Linked DNA regions of Homo sapiens: region 1 is linked to region 2. A link is an interaction called in ENCODE POLR2A ChIA-PET data of the cell type or tissue named here. Cell type or tissue: PC-3. All regions are shown on one strand. Each heading gives the region's core, and the rest is flanking DNA. Links, peaks and the distances in the headings are about the cores only.

Region 1 (7,254 bases), core at 1,664-5,663, 260 kb after region 2:
TACATAAATTCCAAATTGGATTCCATAGAGTATATTTGAAGGTGCAAATGAATTGAACAGAAGATGCTGTTAAAATATTTCACAAAACAACCAGAAATTCAATGAAAGTATCTTAACTGCACTTTAATATTATCACAGAATATATATATTCTAGTCTTGTCACAAACTGTAATTGGAAAAGACTGTGATCATACTCCCTTGCACAAAGATTTGGTATCCATTCTGAGATTGGATTCTTCTAGAATAAATATGAATCTGAAGCATCTCCATGTCAACCTTATATACAGTGGACCCTTCCTGGAATTGAGGAACTCAGATTTTCCAATTGTGCTATGTGATTTTCAGAAACAATTTGAGAATGTTCAGGTGTAAAGGTGTGAAATGGAGAAGACAGTCACTTGGGGTTGGAAGACACCCTTTGCCTGAGAACTATAAATCAGAATGCTCACTGGTTTCCAGAGAAAGTGAGAGTAGTTAGGCAGCAGTAGCTGCCTGGAACTACCTGATTTTCCACTAGCTATACCTGAACATCGTTTAAAAGGTTATACATATTTTAAAGTGCTTCACCATTATTAGGAGTGCAGTCTTTCCTGTCTTCAATCATTTGTAATGTCTCTCAATAAAGGCAGTACCCCAAATGCTTTTCCTGATACCTGCAAAATAAATGAAAGGAGTCCACTAAAATTCTGATGACTGTCAAGATTGTGTCAGACATCAATCATATGGGGTTACAAGGCACTGACTTAAGGGACTCTTAAAACCCTGCTTTGAAAAATTATAATATAAAATTTTGGGGGTAATTTAGATCAGTGTTCCTGATGAAATGTTTTGAAGAACTAAACTGGAGATAGTACATCAGCCTGGTAGTTATTTGTTGCCTTTTTTTTTTTTTTTTTTTTAGAATGTTTTCTCTCTTCAAGATTCTCTTTTGAAAGACATCTAAAAAGGTAAGACTGGGCAAGACTTTGAGAGAATTTGTTCTTTCAAGTCTTCCCTGATTGATAACTATTGCTAAAATATAGTTCATGGTTTGCCTACATCAGTGATGGTGCATAATACTATTTATATTTTGAACATTTCCTCTGAGTAGAAAATGTGAAGTTCATTCAAATTTATGGAGCTTCATCTTCGACTGTGTTTATTCTCTCTCTTTTTTCTCTCTCAGACAACACATTCATTTATTCTGTTTTAACTATGTAAAAAAATAAGAATATGTTGCACTTGTTATCCATAGCTTAAAGAAAGAATTAACAAAGCTAAACCAATAAAATAATAGCTATTTAACAGGAAGCTATAAGAAAACACTCTCCTGGTTCTTTCTCTTTTTATTTTTTATTTTATTATTATTATAATACTTTAAGTTTTAGGGTACATGTGCACAATTATTATTGTAGTTCGTTTCCATTGTATTACATATGTCAAGTACAATGCATATTGAAAGGCCCTCTGTGTACCTATAATATTGCTCTTATAGGTAAATGTAAGAATGTTAGGAACAGTGTTCTTTTGCATTAAGTAAGGGAGGTAAATTCAATATGATTTTGGAAATAATGATCTCATCCAAAGTAGCTTGTCCTTCATTAGAAGACAAAGCATGTTTTTTTGAAAAAGAGCTCTATTTTAATTTCTCTGATTTAAGAGAGGGTGTGAAAAATCTTTTTCTGCATCAAAATGCAAAAGAACCTTAAAAATATTATTTAAAATTATCTTTGTTATTCTGGCTCTTAATTTTTTATTAAAAAATTCAAATGTGCTCATTGTATAACATAGAAAATCATAAAGAGAAAATATATAACCTATAAACTCACCATCCAGAGACAACCCCATTAACATCTCAGAATATATTCTTCCAAACATTTTTCACACATCACACACAAAAGTATAAGTAAGCGTGTATGTATATGTCAGTAGGTGTTTAATGCATGAGTACATGCATGTGTATATATGGATACAAATCTATAATGAAATTATACTAGATACAGCTATACTATTTAAACATTGTGTGAAATTTTTGAAAATTATTTGGAAACCCTACCAACAACAGAGTTCTAGAAGTTACTCTGAATCCAAACCAAATAAAATCTTATAACATTATTTTCTTCCATTGTATTACCAAACTATTTAAAATGTGAAGAATTTTGCAAATGGGTTATTTATTCATTTATTTATTTATATCGTTGAGTAAGAGGATCATACCTATAATCTCCTACAAAGGCTACTGGCCTACTGTTCAGGAATCCTGAGTAATTCTCCTCACCTTAATATAAATTTTATCTATATATCTGTATATCTATATCTATATCTATATCTGTATCTATCTATTCCTCACTCCTCTCTGTCTCTTGAGTATTTTAAACATCTTTCCCCTCTGGCTACCTCCTTGCAGCCCAGGACATATTCAAGTCTGGTTCATCTATAAAATAAATCTAAAAAGCTCCACTCCACTCTTGCTCTTGCTCTCTACTGTAAGGTCCCATGTTTGAAGGAGGCTTTCTTTTAACTGTCAAGGTGTTTTTTAAAGAACTTGCCTAAATTATGGGCCAGGCACAATGGCTTATGCCTGTAATCCCAGCACTTTGGGATGCTGAGGCAGGTGGATCACTTGAGGCCAGGAGTTCAAGACCAGCCTGGGCAACATAGCGAGACCCTGTCTCTACTAAAAATACAAAAATTAGCTTGGCATGGTGACACATGCCTGTAATCCCAGCTACCTGGAGGCTGAGGCATGAGAATCACTTGAACCCAGGTGGAGGTTGCAGTGAGCTGAGATCGTGCCATTGCACTCCAGCCTGGGCAACAGAGTGAGAATCTATCTAAAAAAAAAAAAAAAAAAAAAAAAAAAAAAAAAAAAAAAAAGCTAGGCTAATTTTTTATCACCTACCTATTTCCCACTCTTTCCCTCAATATAACTACTAGAATTCAGTGGATAATTTTTAGATGTTTGTAATTACATCCTCTGTAGTTTTGACATGCTGATCACATGTTTCCTAAAGAAACTCTCTTCAATCTTTATTTCCATGTTGTTATTCTTTCCTGGTCTTCTTACTCCTCTGATTGTATTTTTGTGTGTGTGTGTTTGTTTCCATTTTGTCCTCTTTTCCCCCTTAACATTTGGGTTTATCAGAATTCTACACTTTTTTCTTATCTTTGCATTCCACAAACTGCTTGGATTAATTTATCTATCCCCATGTCTTTCAGGGCTTATTTGACAAGGACTCATATATTATGTGTATACCTTCAAGACAGACCACTCTTCTGTGTTATAAAATAGAAAACTGTAAGAATAATACTAATGATTTTTAAAGTGCCTAACAGGACACTTTAAAAAGTGTGGTGGCTCATGCCCGTAATCCCAGCACTTTGGAGGCCAGCAACCATTTTTTATGTCCATAGTTTCTGTAGGTCAAGAATCCAGGTAAGGCAAAGTGAAGATGACTTGTCTCTGCTCCACTATGTTGAGGGCCTCAGTTGGAACTCTCACAACTGGAGCTGACTCACGTGGCTGGGGACTGGAATTACCCGGAGGCTTCTTCACTCACATGTCTCATGGGGTAGCTGTGATGACTCAAAGTCTGGGCTCCACTGGGGCTGTTGACAGGAATCAGCATGTGACATCTTGTATTAGTCTGTTTTCATGCTGCTAATAAAGACCTACCTGAGACTGGGTGGTTTATAAAGCAGAGAGGTTTAATGGACTCATGGTTTCACATGGCTGGGGAGGCCTCACAATCATGGTGGAAGACAAAGAAAGAACAAAGGGATGTCTTATATGGCGGCAGGCAAGGGGGCTTGTGCAGGGGAAGTCCCAGTTATAAAACCATCAGATCTTATGAGACTTATTCACTACCACAAGAAAAGTATGGCAAAACCACTCCCATGATTCAATTAACTCCACCTGGCCCTGCCCTTAACACATGGGGATTATCACAATTCAGAGTGAGATTTGGTGGGGACACAGTCAAACCTCTGCATGCGACTTGGGCTTTTCACTGAATACCTTCTGGGTTCTGAATGTGCCTCATGACAGAACATTTGGAGAGTAGGCAGACAGAGCAATGCCAGAGTGTTTTTCTTTGCACCATGATGTCTGGGGCATCAGATCAGAGACTCAAACAGCTGGAGATGACTTGAATAGCTAGGGATTAGAATGCTTTGGAAGCTTCTTAACTCGCATGGCTGACACCTGGGCAAAAATGACTCACAGGTCAGGCTCAGTTGAGGGTGCCCACTGGAGTACTCACAGGTGGTCTCCATGTGGCTTTGCCTTCTTCACAGTGCAGTGGCTGTTTTCTGAGAGGGAGCAGTCCTAGCTGGAGGGACTGGAGGGGTGTTACACAGGAACTGAGTGGAATGAGCATGGCCTTTTATGAACCAGCCTCAGTAGTCAGGAAGCATCACCTTCTCTGTGTTCTATAGTTTACATATGAGTCACTTAGGCCAGCCGAGATTTGAAGGGAATTAGACTACAACTCTTGGTGGGAGAATAGTAAGGGCCATTTCAGAAAAATATGGGGAATGAGAGAGATTGTTTCTTCCATTTTTGCAAAAATAGATACCCCAATACCCCTAACTGAGCCTAGCTTTTGAGTCATTCTTGCCCAGGTGTCAGGCATGTGAGTAAAGAAGCCTCCAGAGCATTCTAATCCCTGGCTATTCAAGTCATCTCCAGCTGTTTGAGTCACAATTATGCCATGTGCTGAACAGTTTTCATGAATTACCTCTTGGAATCCTTATATCAATTCTATGAAATAGTTAAGAGTTTTATCCTTATTTTAAATTTTAATATTCACTAATTTTAACAATGAGAAAATGTAAGGAGTATTTCCATCTAGATAACATACTTGGACTAAACCAAGTCTAGAGTAATTGATTTTTATTGTTGTTCTACATCTTATCCTTACATTTTACCATTTAGTGAGTGATATGACCCCATATACTAGGCTGCTAAATCTGAATTCGTAGTTCATCATTGTTCCAACTCTCTCTTCCGTTATTATCATCCAATTTCATTAAATAACTATATTCTATGCATCTCCCTCTCCATTTTCACTGCTATTACTTTATTTGAGGCTTTTTTTCATTTCTTGAGTAGATTTTTATACATCCTCAGATAATCTTGTCTCTGGTCTTGACCCATTCCAATCTACTTCTACATGGGCACCACAGTGATCATTCTTTAAAAAACCTAAATCAAATTGCCATACTCTCTTATGTGAATCTCTTTAGTTCCTGTCACTGCCTTCAGAGTAAATCCCACATTTCTTTGCATGGGCAAGAATGACTCAAAAGCTAGGCTCAGTTGGGGGTATCGGGGTATCTACTTTTGCAAAGAAATGTGCATGGCATGCAATGTTGTCATTTCTTCCTCTAGGTCAGGGACTGAGTGAAGATAACTGGGTGTAAATAGAGTGTACGTAGTGTTAGAGGCGATGGAGCCTGTCTCTATGTAAAAATCACTTCTTTGCATAGAGAGGGCAGCTCTGTGACCTTGTGGATATCAGGGCCCAGCTTTGCAAGACTTTCTATTTTATTGAGAAGCTGAATATCTTTATTTTTGTGTGTTTTTGTGTATTTTTAAACATGGTAGCAATTAAAAACAACAACAACACCTGTAGGCAAATAAAAGAATGTCTGTGGCTCACAGTCAGACATCACCCTCCTACCTAGGTCCCCTTTCCACTTCCTATAACTCCTTTTGATCATGGCGTCACCAGCTCTATGGTGCTTATTTTTATAGGATTCTGCCTTCTTCTCTCAACTGTATGTTCTTTAGAGGTTGGGATCTTATTGTATTTGTGTTTGTATCACTGTGTCTGTCATAGAATGAGATACTCAATAAATATTTGTTGGATGTATAAATAATATTTATGAAAGCATTTTGGAAATGAATATATTTCTAGGTATACTCAGCAATTACAAGTCCAACTTCATTTAATAATCATCTCTCCAAAACAAAAAGCAGGGAGAGGCTAACATTAAGCTATGGAAATCCATAAAAGTGAAAGGTACCAAAACAAATGAAAAGGGAGATAGGTAGACAAGGGGTGAGAGCGAATTCCAAGTCTTCCTCACGTTATTCCTGTGCCTTTGCTGGACTTGAGCTAAAGCCTGTTTAAAAGTCTACAATGTCTAAAATTTCTAAGACTGTCCACACTGGGCTGTGATTGACTGTGTCCCCATGACACTCCTATTCCTGGGCTGTCCATTGAGCTGTTTCCCCAAAGTGGCATCAGTAAAGACCTACAGTGCCTCGGCTCTACAAATCTCTGTAGCTCCCTCTCTCTGATGTCAACTCACTGCTATAGCATCATGGCTAATATGGACTTGCTACAAACTCTTCATGGGTTTATGGCTTTCTTTAGTGAAACTGCCTCAACAAGAATAGAGATTAAACATAATTGAGTGACTACTCAGGAAAATTATACATTAAAAAATAGTGTCTGCATGGTTAGAGAAAAAAAATACTGAGTATGTAACACACTAATAATTCTTCAGTTCAATTCAGCACTCATATACACTCTACTGATTGATATGAGGATTCTAGAGTAAGTCAAAATTGTTAGAGTTAGTGAAGATGAGAACATGCAATCACAAAACAAATAAGGAGAAGTTTTTTTTTTTTTTTTTTTGAGACGGAGTCTCGCTCTGTCGCCCAGGCTGGAGTGCAGTGGCGGGATCTCGGCTCACTGCAAGCTCCGCCTCCCGGGTTCACGCCATTCTCCTGCCTCAGCCTCCCAAGTAGCTGGGACTACAGGCGCCCGCCACTACGCCCGGCTAATTTTTTGTATTTTTAGTAGAGACGGGGTTTCACCGTTTTAGCCGGGATGGTCTCGATCTCCTGACCTCGTGATCCGCCCGCCTCGGCCTCCCAAAGTGCTGGGATTACAGGCGTGAGCCACCGTGCCCGGCCAAGGAGAAGTTTTAAAGAACACAGTAGGCACTAAATAAATGTGGAATGAATGAATCATTGATGTTTGCCTTTAAGCCTGATAGAGATTGCAAGTATTTTATACTTAAGTGCTGTGGGAATTCAGATTTTAATATGAGATTGCAATATAGTGAGCTTAGTCTGGTAAGGCTTCTTATAGCTGTAGATCTGAAAAAATATCATATTTAAAATTGCATGGTTGAACTTATAGGACATTCTGAAAGAGTTAAAATATGGCTAATAATTTCCATGGGGGAAATTTAATTTAAATGAGCACTTGGAAAGAGTGGTTCATTTCACTTATATTACTGGGATTCGACCACATT
Region 2 (7,254 bases), core at 2,251-6,250:
TTATAAACCAACCAGACTGAAAGGCAAGTTTCTCACAACAGAACACTGACTGACTCCATCTTGTTTGGTAATAAGGAGCTGAAAAAAATGTTTCTGCCAGCTCCAATTGTGTGACCAAACTCTTTGTCTTCATGAGAACTGTAGTTTATCACAGGATATAGAAAAGATGGTAGCAGATTTTTCTTCAAAATCCTTCCAGTTTGAAAGTGTCTGTGAGCTGGAAAATGAGCTTTTGCTGTGGAGGAGACAAGAAACTATGGCACCATCCCTTCAGGTTTTTTGCCTTGGTATTCAGATTCTCTGGTGATTTTCCCATTTTAGATATTTATGTTCTGTTCTTTACTAGGTGCTTCATTAAATATGTGGTCAAGTGGAATTTAACTTATAAGCATTCACAATGCTTTACAAATGCATGAATATAAAAAGTAGGGGGGAAAACATTTGTCAGATTTTGTACCCAAGGTTTTGGTTCAGGGAAAGCAGTCTTATAGATTTATACAGTCTCCATTTTAAAAATAAAAGGTTGTTAATAAGAAATCAATAGTAGACCCATAGCTAACCACATAAGAAAGACAAATAGAGCTTACTAGATGACTTTTATTTTTCAAATCCTCTCAGCTTGTAATTATTCTATTTGAGTAAGCTCCACCTTTTCTTTGTGCAGAGTTGGGCTATAAAGACACACACATATACATGTGTTTGTCATAATGTATCTGCCACCTTTCTGTGCTGGATGTGGTGTTTAACCTACACTGAGCATTTGGCATGGCCTCGCTGAATAACTGGGAGGTAAACTGCTTGGCTTTTACATGGAGGCAAATGCTTTCTACCATCTTGCAGCATTCACTCACAAATGGGCTTTCTTTCTAAACTTTTCTCATTAGAATGTATGCCTTGGGTTGAGGAATCTTAAATCCCAGAGTTCCTTTCAATCCTGAAAGAGGTAACATGTTAAGCTAAATTCCATTTCTGTATAAACTGAGGCCCTGGCCGCCCCATCAATGATGGGTTTGGGTTTCCTAGAGTCTGAATGGGGCTTATGACAGGTGGGCAGAAAGAGGGTATACACAGAAGGTATAGTATCTTATAGTAATTACGTGTTTACAACAGACCAGGTGCTTTACATGGGTTATTTCACGTAATCCTCATAACAACCTATGGACACTTTTTAAATGAATGAGTATTTTTAATATCTGTATTTTACAGATCAGGAAACAAAAACAGAGAATGAAATAATTTGCCCAAGGTCTTACACTCTCCTTTAAAGTAAACTTATAGAAATGAATTCTAACTCAGGCATTCACCCTCTAAACCCGACAAGCTTGATAGAAACCTCAAACTACCCTTAAATTGAAAATATCCTTATGGCACAGACCTGAAATAAACCTCCAATCAAGAATCAAGCCAATAATTCAGTAGAAGATTCAGAGAGCAAAAGATTTGGAACTGAAGGCAGAGGGCAGAACCCGGAATGATTCTCTGGAGTGCAGAAGTTCTTTTTAATGGTTCGAGAGTCTTGGAACTGCTTGGGCCACATGTGACAACACAGGTCCTTGAGACTTCAGAGGGTGAGTGTGGGAGAGACTGGCACTGCCACAGATGAGCCTGGAGGAATCCGGGAATTTACCATTGTCCTCTTCACAATTGTTTTTAGGATCAAGCCTAGAGATAAAGAGCCATGGTCTCTGAAAATAATGTTGAAAACACACTTACAACACAGCAGAAGCAGAAATAAATGACATATTTCACTCTGTTCATTCAGGCAGAGGTGGGTGCACAGAACATGGTGCTGCAATGGTCTCCTGAAGCTGAGGCCAGCTAACAGGCCCGCAGGCAAGTCAATGGGATGACCAGCAAGTGGGTGGCACCAGCAACAGGGACAAGCATACGGCTTAGAGTCTGAAACCCTGGTTCCAGGCTGAACACTGTCACTGACTATATGACTCTGGGCAATTCATTTAAATTATCTGAACTTTAATTTACTCAGCTGAAAAATGGCTGTAATAGCCACCAAATAGGATTGTTGGGGTATCAGAGAAATCACGTGTGTGAAACACTGTACGCTTTAATACTCACTGAGGGCCTTGTGTGTGCTACACATTAGGAATAGAAAATTGAGACACAGTTCTTGCTCTGAAGAAGTTTGCAATCTAATGATATACACTGTAAATGTTCATTCTCTTTATTCTTATAAGCCCCTCTTCTTTCTAATTCTCCCCCATCCCCTTAATTTGGATTTTGTCTTAAGTTTAGGTTTTCTCAAAAGCAGATCCTTAGGCAAGGACTTGCACACAAGGGGTTTATTTGGAGATGCAAATAAACAGATGAGGTGAGAAAAAGTGACATAGGAAAGGCAAAATCGCCAATATAGGGTGCACTGTTAAGTCGACTACCATGACAGGCCACTCTGGAAAATGCTGCAAAACACACAACTCAGAGATTTTTCTACTTGAGGCAGCGGGGAGCTAGAGTATTTTTACACCAACTTCCATTCATCAATAGTAGAAGGCTTCTTTTACTGGGTGTCAACTCCCAGGCACTTTTGTCCTGCCAGGTGTATGGGCAGAATGTATCTCGCAGCAGCTTCTGAAAAAGGTCTTGGTCAAAGAAATGGAGATACTGGCAGTTGGAAAGTGGCTGGTGCACACTGAGGTCAAAAGAGCCAGGGACTGGGCAGGGTGTTGACAGCATCTGCAAAGATTGGCCCATTCGTCCGCGGGTTCCTGGGTGGGCTCCCTCTTTCCCTACCACCCAAGGCAAAACCAAGAGAGAAGGATTTTTCAACAACACTGTAGAGGCAGGAAATAAAAAGATGTGTGGATTGGTGGTTCTTAAATGTATGCTAATGCTGTCTAGTGGCAACTTTGACTCATGAATCATTGCGCTTTTTCAGAAATGAGGCAGAACTATAGGTCAGTAGAACTATTGTTTAATGGTTCAACTTTCTGTGATAATAGAAATATTCTATATCTTCACTGTATAGTATAGTAGCCACAAGTAACTTGAGCCCATGAATGTGGTAGGTGTGACTGAGGAACTGCATTTTCACTTTTATTTAATTTCAATTAATTTAAATCACCTGTGGCTAGTGGCTACCATATTAGACAATATAGCTTTAGAGTATTTAAAACTATGTTTCATTATTCACAAGTCATCTTAATAATTTTTAAAATAAAGGATAGAGGTAAATAAGTTATATTAATGAGTGTTAAAATCAATATTAAGCTGATTTTTTTTTTTTGAGATGGAGTCTCACTCTATTGTCCAAGCTGGAGTGCAGTGGCTCAATCACAGTTCACTGCAGCCTCGACCACTTGGGCTCAAGTGATCCTTTCACCTAAGCCTCCTGAGTAGTTGAGACCACAGGTGGACATCATTACGCCTGGCTAATTTTTTTTATTATTATTTGTAGAGATGAGGTATCACTATGTTGCCCAGGCTGGTCTCAAACTCCTGGGCTCAAGTGATCCCCTGGCATTGACCTCCCAAAGCGCTGAGATTATGGGCATGAACCACCGCAACCAGTCTTAAGCTGCTTTTAACAACATTAAATGGAAATTGAGCTGAGGTCACAACCAAATATCACTATTCTAATAGAAACTTTGGGACATGGGAATAAATATGAAATCTTATCTACATTTATTATAAAATCTATGATAACAATTTTAGTAGTCAAATTTCTAAAGTTTGACATAATACTGTAGGAACAATAATATCTCAGCAGCTCTACTGCATATTGATGATTCTAAGTAAAGGATCACTTTGGATTGATTACTGTTGATGGAGGAGAAAGATATTTTGAGATACAGGATTTTTCTTTATAATCTTTTCTTCACAATCTCACTAATTATATCTCATATTATTATACAAATTTCTATAAATATTTGTCGACTCAAAATCTATATATAGCATACTTTACAATTTTAACTGTTTACTAGATTTACATTCTCTCTTAAAAGTCATATTAATTGTAATCTAGTTTCCACTGTAACTATTTGAAAGTCTTTAATAATTGTTTTTGTACCTAATTAATAGCTTTCAGAATCATCATTATTGCCATATTTTACGCCTACAGTTTGTTCTACTATAATATGTGTTTCTGCACTGTGAATCAGCTCATATGCACTAGGATCAGAGGATGGTGTTATCTTGGGGATCACATTGGTTTACATGGAATATTTTCCAGCATATTAATGTTTTGTACCAGTGTGTAATGGCATCTGAATGCAAAGTGCACTAACCCAGCTGAATGTCTTGAGCTGGGTTGCACTGTGCCATTCATTCACCATGCTCCTCTTGGCTCCCTGGCAACATGCTCTTTCCTGGAGGTACTTATGGCATGGTTCTCCCTGATCTTTGTGTACTTTGCCCTCATCTCCATAACTCAGCAGCCCCAATCCTTCATCGTATTCCCTTCCACAGATTAGTTTTAGGGTTTTGTTGTTATTCTTTGCGAAGTCCTATTTATACAGTAGTATTTCTTTATTTATTAGTCATTTAACTTTTCAATAGCTGTGCTGGCATTTTTACTAGGATTATCATTTTTGTTAGCACATTAATTATAAAGTTTGTATGTTTTGAGTGGAATTGCATACAATTAGAGTGACTTCACCCTGATACTATTTTGCATCTATTGTTTTTAGTGTATAATCTTGTAGACTTGAGTTCACTTCTTTTTAAAGAAATACATTTGTTGCATTAAGGCAAAACAACTGTGCATCAGTTTTTCAATTGAATGAGAAGATAGCAACAAAAACAATAACAAAAATCATAAGGAGGTCTAGACTCCAGATTGCGATTAGAATGATTGCCTACATTTGAAAGTGAATATTCAGATATGAACGATGTTTCAAATTATATGCTTTGTTTATGTTATTGGTTTTCTTAAGCCAATTAGATATGATGGTAATTTCCAAATAATCTCACTGGTCACATATAAGTCCTGGGATGCCAGAAATGACAGTGAAGTTGGTTATTCATGATCTTCCAAAATCCTAGATCAAAGACAAATGAAAGCATAGATGTTGGCTGAATACTTAGGCCAAAGACAAAGTTCTATGTCTCTATTAGAAAGAAATAAATGCACACTGGCCTACATAAATTTTATTTATATATAAAATTTAAGTATATGTAAGTATATATATATGTATAATTTAAGTATATTTGTATACATATATCGGTTTTTTTTTTTTTTGAGATTTTGGTACATGTTCTTTTTAGGTCCTAAAAAGCCTAAAGAATGGCCAGGTGTGGTGGCTTATGCCTGTAATCCCCACACTTTAGGGGGCTAAGGTGGGTGGATCACAAGGTCAGGAGTTCGAGACCTGCCTGACCAACATGGTGAAACCCTGTCTCTACTAAAATTACAAAAATTAGCTGGGTGTGGTGGCAGGCGCCTATAATCCCAGCTACTCAGGAGACTGAGGCAGGAGAATCACTTGAACTCGGGAGGCAGAGGTTGCAGTGAGCCTAGATCACACCATTGTAGTCCATCCTGGATGACAGAGTGAGACTCTGTCTCAAAAAAAAAAAAAAAAGCCTGAAAAATATAACACACTTCTTCCCCATTTAGGGGGCCTCCTCTTTGGCCAAATATAATGCTGTTTCTTAGAATATATATGTAGAAAAAGCATCCATGAATGGCATGTTCATTCTCAGGAGTTTGAGTGCTTGTATCTCAGATCAAAGAAGTTTGTTAGCAAGTGGTATTAATATTTTGGGAGAAGTTGTTTCCTAGGTGTATGTTTGTAGGGAGGCAGTATAAAGATCAATTCATATGTACCCAACTCAGTTTAGTGCCCTTAAGGTATTTGTCTTTTGAAGAAAACTACAATAATATTAACATCCCTTAAAATGTATGTGCATTAATTTCAGTTACATACTTTTAACTGCCTGCCATCAAATTTAGGGCTTCACACTGCCAGTATAACTCAGGAATGCTGCCCAGTGGCAAACAGCAAAGACTAAGATGAATTTGGAGCTTGATGCAAAATGTTCTCTGGGTCAGTATCCACCATTCCAGGTGCCATCTGGAGATCAAGTGCCTGGAGATTGTGCCTTGAGACATTCTATTGGTTAGAAAGGCAGACTCTGGGTTCAAAGCTCAGCTACGTCACCTCTCTGCTGTGTAAACTTGGTAAATTACTTAATATCTTTGTCTCAATTTTCTCTTTTTTGAAAGTCTGGGTAAAATGATTCCAATTATTTTGGGTTGCTGAGAGGATTAAATGAAATAAACATTAAGTAATTAGCATAATGCCTGGCACATTATAAATGTTTGATGCATGCTAGCCTTCATGATGATGAGGTTTTCTGAGTGTTTTTTTTCCAAGTTATAAGTAAAATCGTGACTGTGAAATAGCTAGTATTGCAAAGAGGCTCCCAGCTGAAAAGCCATAGAATGCTGTCATCACTGGAGTCAGGATTAAGGTAATCAGTCATATTGAAAAGGCAAACTGATCACCAGCATTGATTAACTACATGGAAGCAGAGCATCTGACCCCATAGACAAGAGGATGTTACATTATGACCAAACAAAAATTCCTGTCAAAAAGAACATGGGAACTAATGCAACTAATGGCCTAGGCTAATAACTACCATGCAATTGGATACGCCAGTGACATTTGGTCTATCTCATGAACAAGCATTTTGATATATTCTTTTTTCACAACCCATATATTTCCAGTATACATTCATGTGATATACCTTAAAAGGACATAATGTCTATGACCACATGTTGAGAACTCATGGAGGGCATGGGTAAGAGTACAGGCTCTGGTTTCACATTTTCCAGCTCTTCCATGAACCAGATGTGTAATTCTGGCAAATTGCTAAAGACTCTGAGTCTTGGTTTTCTCATCTGTACAATGGAGGTAAAAATGATTCCTACTGCATAGATTTATTATGATGACTATACAGTTTAATTGACATCGAATATATGGTGCCTTGGGCATAATTAAATAGTCAATAAATACTACCTATTAATAGTTGTAAATTATCATTATTTTTAAGCATTTATAAGTGATCCACCATTTTACAGAGACTTAAACATCACCTATGTCCAGAGTTCCTGCTATGCATGTTAGGTCATATATCTGAAAATGAGTGGAAATGGCAGTTAAGAAGGAGGCACAGAGCAAGTTTCTATTTCTAAATGGAAATAGAGTTAGAAATAGAATTTCTCTAACAGTGAGTTAGACTAGCATTCCACTAGTCAGAATCTATGACCTTACAACATCTAATTGTGTGCCCAAG

Evidence for each region. Peaks named below come from ENCODE experiments on the same cell type or tissue, not always from the same donor. Only the 100,000 strongest peaks of a DNase experiment are listed, where the experiment ranks them.
Region 1: POLR2A ChIA-PET joins it to region 2 with 7 read pairs; 2 of 35 experiments call an interaction of 5 or more read pairs at or near these places.

Annotation. Positions count from the first base shown.
Region 1 is chr2:181,974,318-181,981,571 of GRCh38, forward strand. It overlaps a transcript of PPP1R1C not described here. Among named protein-coding and RNA genes, the nearest start is that of PPP1R1C, 7.9 kb to the right of the region's middle. In PC-3, for the core only: no CTCF peak of the experiment used is centred there; a DNase peak (open chromatin) is centred at 3,544.
Region 2 is chr2:181,715,249-181,722,502 of GRCh38, forward strand. No RefSeq gene overlaps it. Among named protein-coding and RNA genes, the nearest start is that of NEUROD1, 38 kb to the left of the region's middle. In PC-3, for the core only: no CTCF peak of the experiment used is centred there; no DNase peak of the experiment used is centred there.